3 separate regions of the Homo sapiens genome follow, and all the other regions are linked to region 2. Evidence: chromatin contacts called from ENCODE Hi-C or POLR2A ChIA-PET data. All regions are on one chromosome and are shown on one strand. Each heading gives the region's core, a stretch centred on a gene start or an enhancer-like site at or near the end of the contact. The rest is flanking DNA. Distances are from core to core; before and after follow the strand shown. Region 1 overlaps RBKS (ribokinase). Region 2 overlaps BABAM2 (BRISC and BRCA1 A complex member 2). Region 3 overlaps BABAM2 (BRISC and BRCA1 A complex member 2).

Region 1 (3,601 bases), core at 102-2,601, 410 kb after region 2:
AAGTGAGACTCCACCCCCCCCCCAAAAAGAAATGGAACATACTAATCTCCTTATTCCGTGAATTATTTTCTTCACTCGTGTATTACTTGCATCAGGGTTAGGTTTAATGCCATTGTCAACAAGTTGATTTTGCCTTGTAGGAGATACATCAGGACACAGTGATGAACATTTGTTGAATTAGTGCATGAATGAAGGAATATATGACTTCTAGTTACAGTTCTTGCTTGTGGAAGAGGAATGCTGCTGATACTGGGAGTGCAGTGGGCAAGATCTGGTAAAATATGGAGTTGTTATTGTCGGACAGTTGCCCAGTCATCCCTGCCAGTCTCCCCCTGCTTCCCTAATCAACACCTCCACATCCTCATTTCAGAACAGGAATAGATGCTATACGGGGGAGACACAGAAAAGAGACAAAGGGAGGCTGGGCGCGGTGGCTCATGCCTGTAACCCCAGCACTTTGGGAGGCTAAGGCAGGCGGATCACTTAAGGCCAAAAGTTCGAGACCAGCCTGGCCAACATGATGAAACCCCCTCTCTACCAAAAATACAAAAATTAGCCTTGCCTGGTGGCGCACCCCTGTAATCCCAGCTACTTGGGAGGCTGAGGCAGGAGAATCACTTGAATCAAGGAGGTGGAGGTTGCAGTGAGCCGAGATCGTGCCACTGTACTCCAGCCTTGGTGACAGAGAGAGACTCTGTTTAAAAAAAAAAAGAGAGAAAGAGAGACAGAGACAGAGACAAAGGGAGACTCTTACAAAAATCTGTTCAATCAGCAAATATCTGTTAACCTCGTGTCAAGTGACAGACACATTGCATAAAATGGAGAACATGACAGACTTGGTCCCTGTCCTCATGCAGGGAAAGTCTACAGTTAAGGGAAGAAAGAGACAAGAGTAGGGGAAGGATGCAGAAGAAAAAGAGGAGAAATTAGTAAAATACCAAAAGAGTGAAGAATTTCAGTGATCACTGAATTAATACAATGCTTGTGTTAATAGAAGTTGTTTAGAAATGAGTTTAAATCCCAGCCATCTGCTCCCACATCAAACACACCTACTGTACCCATGATTTTGCCCTTCCCCCACATATATATATACATCCCAGTAATAATCTGGTGATTTTTAAATGAATTCTCACAGTTAGTAATAAAAATTACACTTGATTCAAACCAGTGAATTGTAACCCAGATCTAAGTATAGATGTAGTGGAAATCATAAGTTTCTTTAGTGACAGTCTTACTAATCAAGTTATTTGGCCTGTTTTTAGCCACATGGTATATTTTTTCTTTTTCAGGTTGCTCTGAGTGTTGTTTGTAGCAGCATCAGTAAGCCAAGAATTCACATAGTTACTCAATCACACAGATTACTCATCATTGCCTGTTCATAACAGAATCCTAAGATGTTTAAGATTTCTAATGCAAATCAAAATCTCATCATCACTTGTCATTGCTAAATTAAATGACAGGATAATAACATTACATTAAAACCATTTTTCTCTTGATTGAGTACCTTTTTCAGAAGTGAACCTTCTAGATGTATATTTTTTTTCATCAGTACTATAAATGCATTTAGAATCCAAGATAAAAATAGAATTTAAAGGGGAGGAGTGGGATGTTTTCAAATTATTGATGAGGCTCTTTTGAATCTCAACCATATTTGACAGTGTACTGCAAGGGAATGGAGTAGTTCAGCTCAATTTATTGACACTTTTAGAGCTATATAAAGGAGGTTAACAGGTTGAGCTTGGTCTTTATTGAAGCAATCGTGTGTTCTTAGCATCAGTTATATGTCATCCCGTTGCAAACTGGCTGTTAGGACTTGTCATTGCTCTGTTCTAATATAAGATACTGACTTCAGATAGATCACAACCTATGTGGAAAATTAATATAAATTTCTAACCTGTAAAAGCAGTGTAGGTTCTCAGTGGCCTTACCATTGTGAACTTACCTCTTTACCTTTCTTTCCTATCTAAAGCTAGTTAACCTTTTTTGGTCACACCTACCCTCTTTTTATCTGCTCCCTCTGGCCCTTGGCCCACTTCTCTGTGGCCAGCTAGCCAGTGTTCGTGCCACCTGAGCCCATCTTCTTCACTTGCCCTAGAACTCCCCAGAATGCCTCTTTCATTTTAAAGTCAATCATTTCCTTCCATCCTTCAAATATTTTATTTCCTCACACCTTCCATCTTTAATAATATGAAATATAAAAATCTTACCCTGGATCAAACCTTTTATTCTTTTTGCCTCACTTAATACTATCATCATTAGGCAATAATAGCATTATGGTAAAAATTCTTACCTCTTAGAGAAGCTGATGAAGGTATTGACTCAAACAAGATTGGCTATGAAACAATAAGTATTAAATTATTAAATCTGGATGATAGGTGAATGAGGGAAAGGGAAGCCAGTATGCTGTTTTCTCTACTTTTATAGGTTTGTAATCTTCCATAATAAAAATTTAAAAATAACTTAGCTCTTTAGTGTTCCTTTTTTAAAATAGACACCCTTTTTGAGTGAGCACGTGAAATGATGTGGTATGCAGGATGGACTAAGACTAAAACCTGATCCTGCTCTCTGAACACCCCACTCTTACTCTACCCCTTAGTAAACAAAAAAGATTCTTTAGCACCTGGAATTGTAACTTCCCTCTTCTCCTTAGGTCCTGTACTTGATTATCAGAATCCTGGTCTGGTTTAACACTTCCTGCTTCTTGGTTTAACACTTCCTGCTTCTTGTTAAAGTGACCAGATAAACCCATATAGAAATATACATTAATTTCATCCCATTTATTAAATCCCACTGTGAATAAAGTTCTGTGCTGGCATTAAGAAAGAGAATATGAAGGAAAAGTATTCATGAATAACCCTGATGCAGTACAACACTAGCCACAGTAGTGGTCTCTAGGAGAGAGAGAGGAATTCTGTCAAGGAGACTCATTCTTGATAATGATGCAAACTACTAAATGTCATCCTAAAGGAAGAGATAATCTTCGTTGCTTCTGCTTATAGTTCTAATTGTTAAGACTATTTAGAGCTCTACCATATAGCCTTCCCTCTCTTCTAAAGAACTTAAATTGATTACAGTTACCAATATGCTTTTTTCTTCTCTTTTTAAATTACAATAGTCTTACTTCTCGTTTGCCAAAAACTGGAGAAACCATCCATGGACATAAGTTTTTTATTGGCTTTGGAGGGAAAGGTGCCAACCAGTGTGTCCAAGCTGCTCGGCTTGGAGCAATGACGTCCATGGTGTGTAAGGTAAGTACAAAGTATAGTGGAGAGGACTCTAGAGGTAAGAATCTGGTTTTAAGACTGGAGTTCATTGTTTTTAATTTTTTCAACCATTTTAGAGTGAACAGTTCAGTGGCATGTAATACATAGAGTGGCATTTAATACATTCAACCACCACTTCTGTCTTGTTCCAGAACTTTACCATCATTCCAAAACAAAATCCCTTACCCCTTAAGCAGTTCCTCCTCATTCTGTCTTCCCTTTAAAGCCCTGGGAACCACCAGTCTTCATTCTATCTCTATGGATTTATCTATTCGGGACATTTCATATAAATGGAATATATATTATGTGACATTTTGTACCTGGCTTCTTTCACTTAG
Region 2 (3,887 bases), core at 835-3,334:
CACTCCAGCCTGGGCGATGGAGCCAGACTCTGTCTAAAAATAAATGAATAAATGGACAGGTTACGTTCTGAGGCTTAACTCCAAACAGGCTATGTCATCAGTGTGTGTCAGTGACGAGGGAGATAGCCAAGCATGAGGCTGCACGGGGAGGGTCACTAGGCCAGCAGAGCCCTGCGCCTCAGAACAAAGCAATGGCCCTGCACAGAGAACATGGGCTCACTCTGCCGTCTGCTAATGTGTAAAGATAATGCTCATCATCTGTATGTATGTTTTGTGCAGGGTTTACTAAAAATATGAGAATACTGTAGGAAAACATGATTTTATTCCTTCTAACCCCTAACATACGTAAAGAGTGAAGGAGATGAAGCCTTTGCAAGCTATTTCTGCCAGCTTATGAAAACTAGAATTTTAATATTTTAGGCAGAAGATTTTCATATATACGAACACATATATGTACATGTATTTGGTTAAAGGAAGTGGGCCTTAGTGCTGGGGCATCCAAGTGTAGAAAGGGTGAGGCTGAGATTTCTATTGAGGACAATTTAGTACTTGGGTTGTGAGCCAAACACGAAGAAGGTGGGCACTGTGATGTGTACCAGCAGGCTCAATGGGCACGTTACCCAGCGTGGATCACAGGTCGATTCTTTCAAAGGCCAGAGATGAAGATAAATCAGTCTTTGCTAAAAACATCCCACGGCTGCGCGTTACAAAGGCATATTTTGCTTCAGTATGTAATTTCCTCACTACTTAACTATAAAAGTGTATCAGAATTGAATTCTAGGGCTTTTTCTAAATGAGAGCTGAGTCACAGGTATCTCGGTGCTGTGTCTGCAGACTAAAGTGGATGACTCACATCTGTAAAATTCTGAGAGAAAGTACCAACCGACCCCTTGCTTAGTCATCTTTTGCATGGATGCTGGGTTCATGAGCTCTGTAAACTATAATGAGCGATCTAGCCTTTTACCATCTCTTTATTCTTTTCTAAACAGTACAAATTACATCTCTAAAAATAACTTCATCTACGCAAGTGAGTCACTTCAACCTAACAAGCTTCCACAAGTTACTCAGCTAAATTGTACTATTTACTGTGAAGGTAAAAATCTTGTTGTCATATTAGTCCCATTTTTTTCTTTCTTTCTTTTTTTTTTTTTTGAGATAAAAATTTGGTAGACTTGGAAAAGGGAGGAGGTTTCAGCAAATGTTTTAAAAAACATATGATTTACTCCTAACCTCTCACATGGGCAGGGGTTGTGATGGGGCTGGAGGAAGGAATTCTTTGAAAACTATTTCTAACAGCGCATGAAAATCAGAATTTTAATATTTCAGGCTGTAGCTTAAGCAAAGACTCTGCAATTTTCTTTGTGTGAGCCCATGCGTAAGCTGTCCTCTCTGCGGGATGTTTATTGGCTGTTGGAAGAGATATATATCAATAATTCTATTTGCTTTAAAATCCTGATCTGTGAAATTATGACATTTTTGACGAGAGACCCAGCCACGCTAATAAATGCATATGTATTAAATACTAATCTTTGCTCTTCCAGGAGCTGATCACTCACCACACCCTGAATTCTCTAGACACACAACTAAGCTTTGGTACTCCACCCGTTTACTGTGTAGCTTTCCAACCCCGAGGCCTGCCTGCTGGTCTTTAGCTTGCCTTTCCTGGCCTGGCATTGTCAGCTCTCAGCAGCCCCACCCCAGGCCTATCCCAGTTAGGCAATAGGTACAATGGAGGCAAGAGCAGGTGACCTGCATGAGGCTTATACCTTCACAACCTGGGCAGCAATACTGAAATATCAAAGCACTGTTAATCCACACTCTAGCCTCAGTCAAAGTGGACTAGAAGGATTTCTCATTCATGTTTGGCCAGGAATGAAATTACTAATACCAACAGGCCTAGAAAGTTTCCACTGCTGTTTCAGCTTCTCCTTTAAGACATCAGATCCGTTGGCTTCATCCAAATGGCCACGTGAACAACCTTTCCCTGTGCATGGGGGTGCTTTAGAAGAGGAAAATGAAATCACTGGTCCATCTGAAAATTCCCCAGGAAATGGACTGCAAAGCCTACTTCCTGACTCCAACGAAGGCAGAGGCTGAGTCATCTAATCCCTCCCGACTAGTATTCACTTGACTTGCACCAAGTAGGTCAGCTGGAGTCGTCTGAATTCTGCTCTCTGTCCTCGTAAGCAGCCACCCCCTGCAGTGGAGCTACTGGAGCATGCTGGGTCTGGTCTCTTCTGCGAGGTCTTCACTCAGCCTCAGCCCACAAAGTTGATGTTACATAACCTCTCCTAAGTTTCTCTTTTCTCATTTGCAAAATGGGAAGAGTCACACCATTTACCTCTCAGGGCTGTGACGATGAAAAGGGACACTGTACATGCAAGTGCTACACAGACTTCAAGGTGCTCTGACCACTCAGCTCTCCCATTTCAGCAAGTGGTTACTGAGCTCTTGTCTAGTGCCTAACACCGGGCCAGGCGCTGTGCATAACAAAGAGTTAAAACATGGTTTAGAAGCCTGGGCAACATGGCAAAACCCTGTCTCTACTAAAAACACAAAAAATTAGCTGGGCATGGTGGGTGCACCTGTAGTCCCAGCTACTGGCATAGGGGGTTGAGGTGGGAGGATTGCCTGAGTCTAGGAGGTTAAGGCTGCAGTGAGCCAAGATCGCACCACTGCATTCTGGTCCTGACAACAGAATGAGATTCTGTCTCAAAAAACAAAACAAAACATGGTTTAGATTTAGTCCTGGACCTCAGTAAGCAAATTAAGCAGAATAATGAAGCAAATACATATGACAATTAAGGAACCATTCAAGATAACAGATCTCATAATTACGTTATTTGGATCAAGTGTTATTCAGGTGGGAGTGCTCGGTTAGACAGTGAAGCTGAAGACAGCTTTTAAGAAATGGTGCAAGAAAGATGAGGAGGTCAAGGAGAAAAAGCAAGAAGGGTCAACAAAGAGGCCAAGGCTGAGTGGGAGAGAAAGCTGGATGGGGAAGGTGAGCCTGTCTACTGGGGAAGGCCGCCAGATAAAGGTGGTGTCTTGAAATGATTAATGTGGTGGCAAGGCCCAAGAGCCACAGACAAACCAGCTGGCCAGTGAGCTAGTCCTGGAGGTGACAGGTTATAAGCAAGGGTGAAGGCACGGGAGTGGCAAACACAGGAATGAGTAACACCTTGCATTTCTATAGCACATGACGCCTTCCCCTTTGCTTTCATGTGATTTAATCCTCACAAACCTCCATGAGCTAGGCAGGGTAAGTGTCAATCTCATTTCACAGACGAGGAAGCTGAATCTCGGAGCCACTGCGTGGTGAGGCTGAGAAGTTAACCCAGTTTCCTGACTAAGATGGGTGCTCCTTTGACTGCCTGTGTAGCCTCCACACTTGCTGGGTATCAGATTTACCCATGAAGCTGTTTTATTTTTTATTTTTTTTGGAGACAGTCTTGCTCTGTTGCCCAGGCTGGAGTGCAGTGGTATAATCTCGGCTCACTGCAACCTCTGCCTCCCAGGTTCAAGCAATTCTCGTACCTCATCCTCCCAAGAAGCTGGGACTACAAGTCCATGCCACTACATGCAGCTAATTTTTGTATTTTTAGTAGACACGGGGTTTCACTATGTTGGCCAGGCTGGTCTCGAACTCCTGACCTCAAGTGATCCTCCCACCTCGGCCTCCCAAAGTGCTGGGATTAGAGGCGTGAGCCACTGGGCCTGGCCTGAAGCTATTTTATTAAAACCACACAAGTTCAGCAACCAATCCTCCCTAACCCCTTTCAGATTGAACAGTGGAACAGGGAGAGGAGAGAAGAGAAGAAAGGCAGGAGGTGCTCAGTCCTCAGAATCTGCCAAGGCTCTCAGGGGTTCTGACGTAGTCAGGGCAT
Region 3 (3,658 bases), core at 1,122-3,621, 350 kb after region 2:
CTGCTGTCATAAATCAGTAACAGATAACTAATAAAGCAGGGAAATTCACTCATCTAGAAAGCCATTTCCTTATACAAGTATGAAAAAGCTAGTAAAGAAAAAGCTACTGGCTACATTAAAATTATATTTATAGAATGGCAACTTGTCCTCACACATAGTTAGAGCCAAGGTTGAAAAAGCCAGTATTCCAAATTGAATCACTTTTAATTTAAAAATTATTTTTAAATATTTTAAAATTGCTGACGGTTAAGTATAATTTCAAATTTGTCTCTCAACTATATTTCATCAGTGTTCACTGTGTGTCTGGCACTAAGTGCTAGGAATATAGCAGTAACAAGAACAAAAAACATATCTTGGTGTTAGAGTACAGAAAGGATTTTGGATAAAAACTATGCTGTAAAAATATATCTTTTACCAATTTCAAATTACCTAAATATACCAGGAATGCACTATTTTAAAGTTTAACATGTGAGTGAACAAAGGGAGTTAAACTCACATTATACAGATTATGAAAGTGGGAATTATCAAGCGGGAATTCTTGATAGCATCAAAGGAGGTAGTTTAATCTAGTACTTTATTACAGAAATGGCAGTTAATCATTGACGCAATAAAATGCTGAGCGTAAGAACCTTCGCACATTCTCATCTGTTGAGTCTCTTATTTTACATTTAATCACATGACTCCCAGTATTATTTGTCTATTTTTCTCCTTGTGGCTTGTTTTCCCAACCAGATCATAAGATTCTAGTGTCAAGCGCTATGTTATACTCCTTTTTAAGTAAGTCCTAGTATAGCACCTAGCACAGTGCTAAGTATCCAGCACTGATGAAATTTTAGCATATTACTAACACTCATAAACTAAGTTCAAGAACTGTCATTTTACAGATGATGACATCAAAGAGCAAAGGGTCTCACTGGCACTCTGGGATTGGAAACCACTTACAGGACACGCTAACCATATCTTAGTCTCCATGGCCTAGGCATCTTTAAATCTCCAGTGTCTAGCACTGATATCCAGGAGGTGAACACTCCAACAACTATGTAGGAGGATAAAGGTTTGCTGAATGAATGCATATATCTTGACTCCTAGTGTTGTACTCTTTTCATGATTAAAAACAACAACAAGAAAAAAAGACTGTTGATTTAACTGGAATTGGGATGATGTGCTCATCCTCACCTCCAAGAAAGGCAAAAGTGTGATTATTTGTGGAAGGTTTTCCCTTTGAAGAACTGTACACACAACTCAGAATTTAAACTTTAAGTTATTACCTATAATTATTATATTTCCACAATAAACAAATAACAGCAGCTAATATTTGTCGGGCATTTACTAATGTGGCAGGCACTATTCTAAGCTCTTTAATTATATTAAACTATTTAAACTTACAGCAACCTTCCAAGATAGGTGCTGTTATTACCCCAATTTACAGATGAGGGCACTGAGGCACGTAGATGCTTATGTAACTTGCTAGTGAGTGACAGAGCTGGGATCCAAACCCAGGATGTCTGCCTCCATGGCCCACTTTCTTAATTACTACATTAAACCATCTCTCAATAATTTAAGAGAAAACCATCAGATTAATATCTTATGATTAGTGAATTATAAATCATAATTAGTGGCTTATAAAGATTTATAACTATAAATCTCATAATTGGTGAACTATAAATGTTTTCAACAAATGATATTTTATTAAGTACCTAGAAAAATGAGAAGTAAAAGATGACAAAATATTGCCAAAAAGAAGTTCTATTACATGCGTTCTAATGAAAAGAAAATTATTTATCAGTAATAAGTATAAAAACTGTAAACACATAAATCAAGGCTACAAGAGAGGGAACAAGCCCCCCGTAACTTGACACAGACTCTACAATGATGACACTGTTCACTGATTTAGCAAACTATATATATAAAGTTTAAGTAAATAATGAAAGGTAAATTTGGATTTGACTCCTCTTTAAATTATCATTTGTTCCTAGTTACTGAGATCCGACTCAAATGTTAAGGTTTCACTATAAAAAAATAAAAGTAGGCAAATTTTACTATACTTTATAGGCTTTTTAGTGACAGCCAAGAACTAATCTAGATTAACAAAGCTATATGAAGATATTCTACAACCTTTAAAACATTAGCAGTTTTAAAATAATGCAAAATATAAGAAAATATATTCTTTCTGGCTTAATAGGGCTAACCCTGTTTTTTGATACACTGTCTGGAAAAAAATAATGACTTAGACCATTTCTATTCTTCAAGCCACCTAAAAAGAACAAAGTAGATGAGTCCAGGGTTCCTTCCCTGAGTCTACGTCAGTTTCCTTTACCCTGACTATTAATTTACCATTTGGCATGTGTCCTACATAGCTTCCTGTTTTCTTGATAGTGACGTTTGTGCTAAACCAACAATATTTAACATCAGCTGAGAAGGAAGTCTTCAACTTTGGCAACCTAAAATAACAAGTGACTCTCAAATAAAATATGCTCAAAGATCAATAACCACCTTTTAAAAAAAAGTCACATATTACAGTAAATTACTGTTAACTAATATTAACTACATTTTCATCTTTTAGAATTTATTTTCTCTGAATTAAATCTAACATAGATTACTCAGTTTCAAAAATTATCATGGTTTCTAGACTGGATGCAGCAGTAAAGAAGCTGGAAGACTGACAAAGGGTATCTTAACATCTATCTAAATAATCTAAAACATGAGCATTTTATCTGCAAAGGCATCTGAACTGGTTCATGGAATCTTACATATTCAGCCTTGAAAGGGCTATAATTATACCCCATCTGACTGGCCAGACCAAATCCACAAGGTCAAGTCTTAGACCTTTTTACAAGCAAAAAGGACAAATTAAAATCGGTAAAAGAAGACAAAATTGCATTCAGATAGATTTTCTCGGTTGATTTTCAGGGGAATGGGGCTATGCATTTGATGACATATGATATTCTTGATACATCAAGTACATTCTATCTCTAAAGCCTAAAAACTATGGCTAGACCCTCCTAGAAAAAATGATACATTTAATTCTTAGCATAGGATTCCAAAATGCCATCACCAAAATAAGTGACTCAGCCCAGAATGTTTTAAAAATTACAAAATTAAAATATTCAAGAAAATGTGTTTGCCAGTTCATGTGGCGTCAACTGTTATTCTCAGCTTCTATGCCATATCTCCATTTATAAATGATAAACTTCAACTCTACTTTAGAGTAGGAAGTATTTTTAAATGTTGGTAGGTGTCCCTATAACAAAAATGTGGTTTAAATTACAATATGGTTTCAGTAGGAATGATGGGCTCACATACAGTTTTTAACAGCTAACTAGGATCGGGAAAAAATCCTTTAACTTTTTCAGATAGATGCTTAGCTTATTAATTTTCAACCTTTCTTCTTTTCTAATATGTGCATTTAATTAACTCTGCTAAGAGAATAAGAGGAAATTGATAGGATTATCTTAATAAGTACAAGTGTTTGATGAAATTAAACATCCATTCATAATTTTAAAAGCTCTCTATAAACTGGGATAAAAGGGAACTTCCTTAATGTGATCAAAGCTATCTACAAAAAACTTAAAGCAACATCATACTTAAAAACAAAACATTAAAATTTTTTTCTTTGAGATAGAGGATGAGACAAGAATACCAACTCTCATCACTTTAA

Evidence for each region. Hi-C counts contacts between places; a loop is a spot of excess contacts on that map. ChIA-PET counts read pairs that join two places held with the same protein, here RNA polymerase II (POLR2A). Pooled maps may share reads with other maps.
Region 1: a loop to region 2 is called in a pooled map, with 5 times the contacts of the local background. The contact joins two enhancer-like sites. A Hi-C loop is called at or near these places in 5 of 50 pooled maps. POLR2A ChIA-PET finds 5 or more read pairs at or near these places in 2 of 52 experiments (MCF 10A and T-cell).
Region 3: a loop to region 2 is called in a map of endothelial cell of umbilical vein, with 17 times the contacts of the local background. The contact joins two enhancer-like sites. A Hi-C loop is called at or near these places in 2 of 168 maps with a recorded cell type or tissue (endothelial cell of umbilical vein and posterior cingulate gyrus) and 1 of 50 pooled maps. POLR2A ChIA-PET finds 5 or more read pairs at or near these places in 1 of 52 experiments (CD4-positive, alpha-beta T cell).

What each region holds. Positions count from the first base shown.
Region 1 is chr2:27,858,086-27,861,686 of GRCh38, reverse strand. It overlaps RBKS (ribokinase), which reads left to right. Exons shown (of 8, transcript NM_022128.3): 2 at 3,116-3,248. Among named protein-coding and RNA genes, the nearest start is that of RBKS, 31 kb to the left of the region's middle. Within about 2 kb of position 1,351, at least 2 of the 41 ENCODE cell types and tissues checked have a DNase peak (open chromatin) inside an H3K27ac peak, as active enhancers do.
Region 2 is chr2:28,273,273-28,277,159 of GRCh38, reverse strand. The region is part of intron 10 of BABAM2 (BRISC and BRCA1 A complex member 2); the gene reads right to left. LOC124907745 (a long non-coding RNA gene) reads left to right here. Exons shown (of 2, transcript XR_007086254.1): 1 at 1-3,887. Among named protein-coding and RNA genes, the nearest start is that of BABAM2-AS2, 35 kb to the left of the region's middle. RefSeq lists enhancers at 525-1,724, 2,323-2,432. Within about 2 kb of position 2,084, at least 17 of the 41 ENCODE cell types and tissues checked have a DNase peak (open chromatin) inside an H3K27ac peak, as active enhancers do; they include endothelial cell of umbilical vein, where a contact is called at or near this core.
Region 3 is chr2:27,919,389-27,923,046 of GRCh38, reverse strand. The region is part of intron 2 of BABAM2 (BRISC and BRCA1 A complex member 2); the gene reads right to left. Among named protein-coding and RNA genes, the nearest start is that of BABAM2-AS1, 30 kb to the right of the region's middle. Within about 2 kb of position 2,371, at least 6 of the 41 ENCODE cell types and tissues checked have a DNase peak (open chromatin) inside an H3K27ac peak, as active enhancers do; they include endothelial cell of umbilical vein, where a contact is called at or near this core.